Regions from separate parts of the Mus musculus genome. Here region 1 is linked to region 2. A link is a loop called in an ENCODE intact Hi-C map of the cell type or tissue named here. Cell type or tissue: heart. All regions are shown on one strand. Each heading gives the region's core, and the rest is flanking DNA. Links, peaks and the distances in the headings are about the cores only. Region 1 overlaps Serpine2 (serine (or cysteine) peptidase inhibitor, clade E, member 2). Region 2 has its middle 67 kb from the start of Serpine2.

Region 1 (2,806 bases), core at 210-2,709, 110 kb before region 2:
CTGTGGTTTTTACTTGATATTGAGCTTGGAAAGCAGAGAAATTAATTTTATGGCAGCATAAGCTTTATTTTACACGAGCCATTCATTCATGCTCCATTTAGTTTGGGGGCATGGAAAAGAGAGAAAAAAAATATGTCATAAGGATGAGACGGGTTTCCACAGGGAGCCAGATTACAGGACCGCACTAATCATCCGGGGGCTTTTCAAAATTATAGTGTCCTTAAAATTCCTGTCACAGTCACCTTGATGATGCTTCAGGGCTGCCTTGTCATTCTAAAGGCGCATCTTCCTCAGCTTTCACGAATGCCAGGGCCACGACATGCCCTGGTCTACGAGGAGGGCTTTACATCGTGGGTGGGTGGGGCTTCAGAACCCTCACTCACCTTCACAACGTGCTATGGGAAACCATTTTACAGAGAACAGCAAGCTTTGGGGGGAAGGGGGGAGTAGGGTGTCAAAAGACACCTTTAAAGCCAAGTGCCAACCCTGGCACTTTTTGGCTCTACTCTCTCTACAAGTACAGTTCCTCCTTGTGATAACCAACTGCCAACTTGGCCGGATCTAGGACCATGGAAGAGTTCAAACTTCTAGGCATGCTTGTAGAAGAGTTTCCAGACTGGGTTAACTGAGGTGGTAAAACTCAGGACACCAGGGAGATCCCTGCACCAAGATCCCTGTACCATCTCCTGAGCCGGCACCTGGGTACTGGGCACTTGTTTTTTACTTCCTGACTGGGGCTACATGACCAGCAGCCTCCAGTTCCTGCTCTCCTTTTCCCTCCAAACTGGGAACTGAGCTCAATCTTGCCTTCATCCAGATACTTTTGTTCCAGCAATAAGTAAGACTAACTAATGCACTTCTCAAGGGAAAAGATCATCTTCCATATCCTCATACACACTCCAAATAGTCTCACTTCTTCCTGCCTCGGTGAACATCAGCTACAGCAAATCCTCAGAGTCTGAGCTCCAAAAATAGCCTCCGACATGTTTAAGTATATATGAACCCTGACATCACATTCTACATACGACTGTTGGCAATTCTGGAGGGAGGAAAGGTGGAGGTGAACTGGTAGCCAACAGGCCAACATCAAGGAAGGCGTAGATCTAAAATCATGGTGTATCAGCATTGAAACCAAACTAAACCTGAACAAAACAAATCGAGATGCAACGCCCGCCAGTTGCTATTTTGGAACTGTGCTGGCTGACAGGCCCTGGATGGCAGCAAGAGCAGCCATAAATTTAAGCAGTGAGTCACAAAGGCAGGATAAATCACCAGAACTCTGAACTTACAGGGACAGGACATCATTGCCGAAGAATTCAGCCCTTCCTTACCTCTAACAGGTAGGCGGCCTGTAGAAGCAGGCCAAGTTTACACTGCCAACAGAGGGCACCAGTAGGCCTGGTGTGGGTCCCACTGAAACACAAAGGAAGTGGGAGCATATAGAGCCAAGGAAAGGCGATCCTCCACCACTGATCTAGCACTCTTGGCAGCAAGAGCCAATGCAGTCAAGAGTCCTAGAATGTCATCGCTAGAGAAGGGAGGGAGAACGTGGTGAGAAGGTGCCTTCACTTTCCTGTAACTGGCGCTTGCCTGGTTCACGCTCAGTGTGCATGACAGCAAAGATGAGCTCAGAAACAGTCCCGTTCCCTCGGGTGCCAGGGCTATGGAAAGGGACACAACATTAGTGAGCTAACCCTACAGGGAAATCCTGCCTGCACACACAGGTTCCTATGGCTGAAAAGACAATTCAAAACAAGTTTTCCCTTTCAATAACACCGAGCCTCTCTCACCGGGCCTTACCTGCATCTGTTATTGTTTTTTTTTTTTGTTGTTGTTGTTTTTGTTTGTTTGTCCTTTTGTGGAACTAAATACCAAACACAGGGCTTTGTACATGTAAGGCAAGGCCCCTGGCACTGAGCTACATTTTCAGGTTCATTTCAACGTTCTGACACAGGGTTGCTAGAGAGCCAGACTGGTCTTGAACTCTTGATCCTCCTGTCTGGCTTCCCAAGTGCTATGATTACAAGCATATGTTAGTTACCAATGTCCAGTGCCTGGGCCTTAGTGCCTTCCGTTCTTTTCTTTCTTCCTTTCTTATTTTCTTTCTAGGTCATTTAGCTTTTCACTTCTGACTTCTAAGTGGCTTTAGATCAGCAGACAAGGTGGTTTGGGCAGATGCCTCAGTCAAGGCAGGAATGCCTTTCCATGCTTGCCACAGGAGTTCAGATCCCTAGCATCTATATAAAACCTGCCTGTGTGGTGGTATCTGTCTATTCTATGATCCTAGCATTGGGGAAGCATAGGTAGGTGGATCTCCAGGGCTCACTGGCCCGCTAATCTGCTCACTTGGTAAATTTCAGCTTCAGTGTGAGACCAATAAGAAGCATGACAGACGAAGACACCCAACATGCACTTCTAGTCTCCACACACTTCCTCACCCAGATACATATACACGTGAACTTCCTCATACCAACCCCACAAAAATTAATGAACTTTTATAAATTAAAGGGACATTCCCTGTGCCTTCCATCTAGTTTTACCGAGTGGCGTGGTGACTGTATTGGGAAGTTGTCACGGGTACAGTTCTACAGAGTTCATTCTGATATGACTCAGTTTTCATTCACACTTGGTGCATGCACAGTTCTGGGCACATATATCACTCCTGTAGAGTCACTTCACCCCATCCCTATCAATCCAGAGGGCTCCACCATCATAAGGGTTCCATATAGCCAGTCTCTAGTGTGGACCTGTTTTATAAGGATGCTTATAACACAAAAGATTTTCCTTAAGAGAGAAAGCATTAGTG
Region 2 (2,806 bases), core at 176-2,675:
TGTTGGAAGCTTAATCCCAATGTGGTACCGAGAAGCAGAACCTCTGAGAGATGCTGAGGCCATGACCTGTCTACCCTCATGTATGGATCAATGCTAATTATAATAGGGCTTGAGGCTGTGAGTTCCACTTCTGGCTTGCTTTCAAGTTCTTAGACCCTTCCACTCTCGGTCATGGGATGACACAGCCTGAAGTCCCCTGACAGAAGTGGAATCCTTGATCTTGGACTTCCGGGCCTTAGAACAGTAAGAAACATGTTTTGCCCAGAAATGATCTACTCTTCTTTGGCATCCTGTTAGAACAATATAGAGCTGGCTAAGATAAGCAATGGAAAAAGTCAGAAGATAATTATATTTGATGGGATGGCTTTGTGAACCTTGCTGTTTTACTAACACAAAAATTGGGTCATGGGAAAAAAGAATAAAGGAAGCCCCTTATACTTTCTTTACCTTTGAGTCCTCTTTGAGAGAAGGTAGTCCCGTAAAGGTTTGTGTGTTTTTGTTTTTGTTTTAATAAATAAAAACAACTGTCTGCAGGCACAGGAGCTCATGGTGACGTCCTTTCAGATTACAGTAGCACCAGAAGTTGCACTGTGGAAGAGGGAGAGGGTGAAGTTGATCTCTTGGATTGAGGAGTCTGGTGTACAGGGTGTGAGAGCATTAGATGTGAAAATTAAGGGCACAAACCGAAGGTTGTACGTGTTCTGCTGAGAATTGTTGACCTTACATAGGGTGGAGGTATGAGCAGACATGCTTTGGTAGATGGATAGGTCTATGTTTGCATTACAGAATATGGGAGGGAGGAAGGCTGCGTGTCAGTTGGCTTTTTGTTACTACAGGAACATGCATGACAAAACCACTTTATAAAGAGAATAGGGTTGTCTTGATATACATATATAGAACTCTTAGTCTATAATCAGTTGATCTTTTTGTTTAAAAAATATATATACACACAACTGTGTGTGTGTGTGCACGTGTGTGTATGTAAAGAGTGCATTCCTGGCTTGAGGACACCAGAAGAAGGTGACATATTTTCTGAGCCTGGAGTTACAGATGGTTGTGCACCTCAGTGTGGGTGTGGGGAACTGAATGGCGGCATGAAGTGCTCTTGACTGCTAACCATCTCTCCAGTCCCTTTAAATTATTATTATTATTACTATTGCTATTGCTATTATTAGTAGTGTATGTTTATATCAGTGTGGTCGTACCAGTTACACCCATGCTATGTGTATGTATGGGGGTCAGAGGAAAACTTTCTCTCCTGTCATGGGAACTGGCTGGGACTTGAACTCAGGCCATCAGGCTTTCAAGGCAAGCCTATATACTCACTGAGACATCTTTTTTGCCCCTCAGTTGATCTTCTTGCTTTATACCCATGGCAAAGAAGCTCATACGGAAGGAGTGTACATTAAAGAAAACTACTCATCTCATGTCCAAGAAGCAAAAGGAAAAAGAGGAGGGTCCTGGATCCCACAATAATCCAAAAGACCTTCTACCAGGTCCCTCCTCTTAAAGACTCCAATGCCTCCCAATACTAACATCCTGTGGAACAAGTCCTTAATACACATGGCCATTTGGAGAACATCCAGGATTCAAATTTTAGCAGTTGGGAAATTAACTTACTAGTTCTGCTAAGAGAGTTGCCAAGACAAGTGGAAGTCTCAGAAAAGATGAGGCTGTTGCCTTCAGCGATGTGCAGAGGTGAAGGAAGACATCTGGGTTGAACTAATAAAGGGAAAAAGCTTATTTCTTCTCAAGTAGCCAGCATGGTAAAAGCTCATCTTTCATTTTCTGGGCATGAAACAAAATCAAGAGAATTCTGGTGGTTGAGGGGTACAGGAACCCAGAAAGGCAGCTGTTCCTTTTCTTCTCAGAGTGAGGTTTAGGGACATGCCACATTTCATGTAATGGATAATGGCACCAGCCACTTTTTCATGTTTACCACAATGCCTGGTGTTGGGGGAAATTGCACACACACACAAAAGAAATTTCAAGAAAGAGACGCATGAGAGAAGGGAAATACATTCCATTGACCACAGGACAAGTTTATGGCTCAGTTGTCATGATTAATTAGGGTCCTCCCTTGAAGTTCCTTCTGAATTCTCCATGCTTGTCTCTTCTGCATATGAAGCAGATCTTCCCCTTGTCCATACTGGTTTTGCATGTTCTCCATGCCAAACTGCCTCTTTCTTCAGTGCTCATGATTCTCTTGGAGCTCCCCTGGACAGTGCAGGGATCGCTGCCCAAACTGCCTAGATCTGTACTCTGGTCTCTGTGCCCAGGTACTCTCATAGTTATATTGTCAATTCTATGGGATGAAATCCCAGCCATTGCAAAACCTAGCCCCATACAAACTGGACTCTTTATATTCTCCAATGCTGTACTAGTCTCAGCTGGAGGAGGGAGGCTGTACTTCTTAAAAGCAGAGCTAAGGAGCACACAGCCCAGGTCTGTTTGCATAGGACTCCCTACACTGACTATCAGTGTGGGGCCAATTCAAGGTGATTGTGACATGAATGACCTCAATCAAGTTTATTCTCAAATTTTACTCCCTGTCCATTTGAGTTTTTCTCTTCATCAGTCATAACAACCTTGCCCGGAGTAGGAGAAATGGGATATAAAATAATAAGAACTAGCTCTTACTGCAATATACAATATAAAAGCTATGTAGACATTGGGGAAAATCTCTGAACATTCCTAGGCTTTTTATTTATTTATAAGGAAAAGAGACTGACCCATCTTTCATAGTTATTATAAAAGAAAAAAATTTTATGGCATAGGTGTAGGTGCTTTGCAAACTGTAGAGTGC

What was found. A loop is a pair of places that touch in the nucleus more often than their neighbours do. Peaks named below come from ENCODE experiments on the same cell type or tissue, not always from the same donor. Only the 100,000 strongest peaks of a DNase experiment are listed, where the experiment ranks them.
Region 1: it touches region 2 in a loop (2.2-fold over the local background); 2 of 42 quality-filtered maps call a loop at or near these places.

What each region holds. Positions count from the first base shown.
Region 1 is chr1:79,818,239-79,821,044 of GRCm38, forward strand. All of the region lies in intron 2 of Serpine2 (serine (or cysteine) peptidase inhibitor, clade E, member 2), which reads right to left. Among named protein-coding and RNA genes, the nearest start is that of Gm39666, 31 kb to the left of the region's middle. In heart, for the core only: a CTCF peak has its summit at 1,381 (motif pointing right); no DNase peak of the experiment used is centred there.
Region 2 is chr1:79,924,357-79,927,162 of GRCm38, forward strand. No RefSeq gene overlaps it. Among named protein-coding and RNA genes, the nearest start is that of Serpine2, 67 kb to the left of the region's middle. In heart, for the core only: no CTCF peak of the experiment used is centred there; a DNase peak (open chromatin) is centred at 1,675.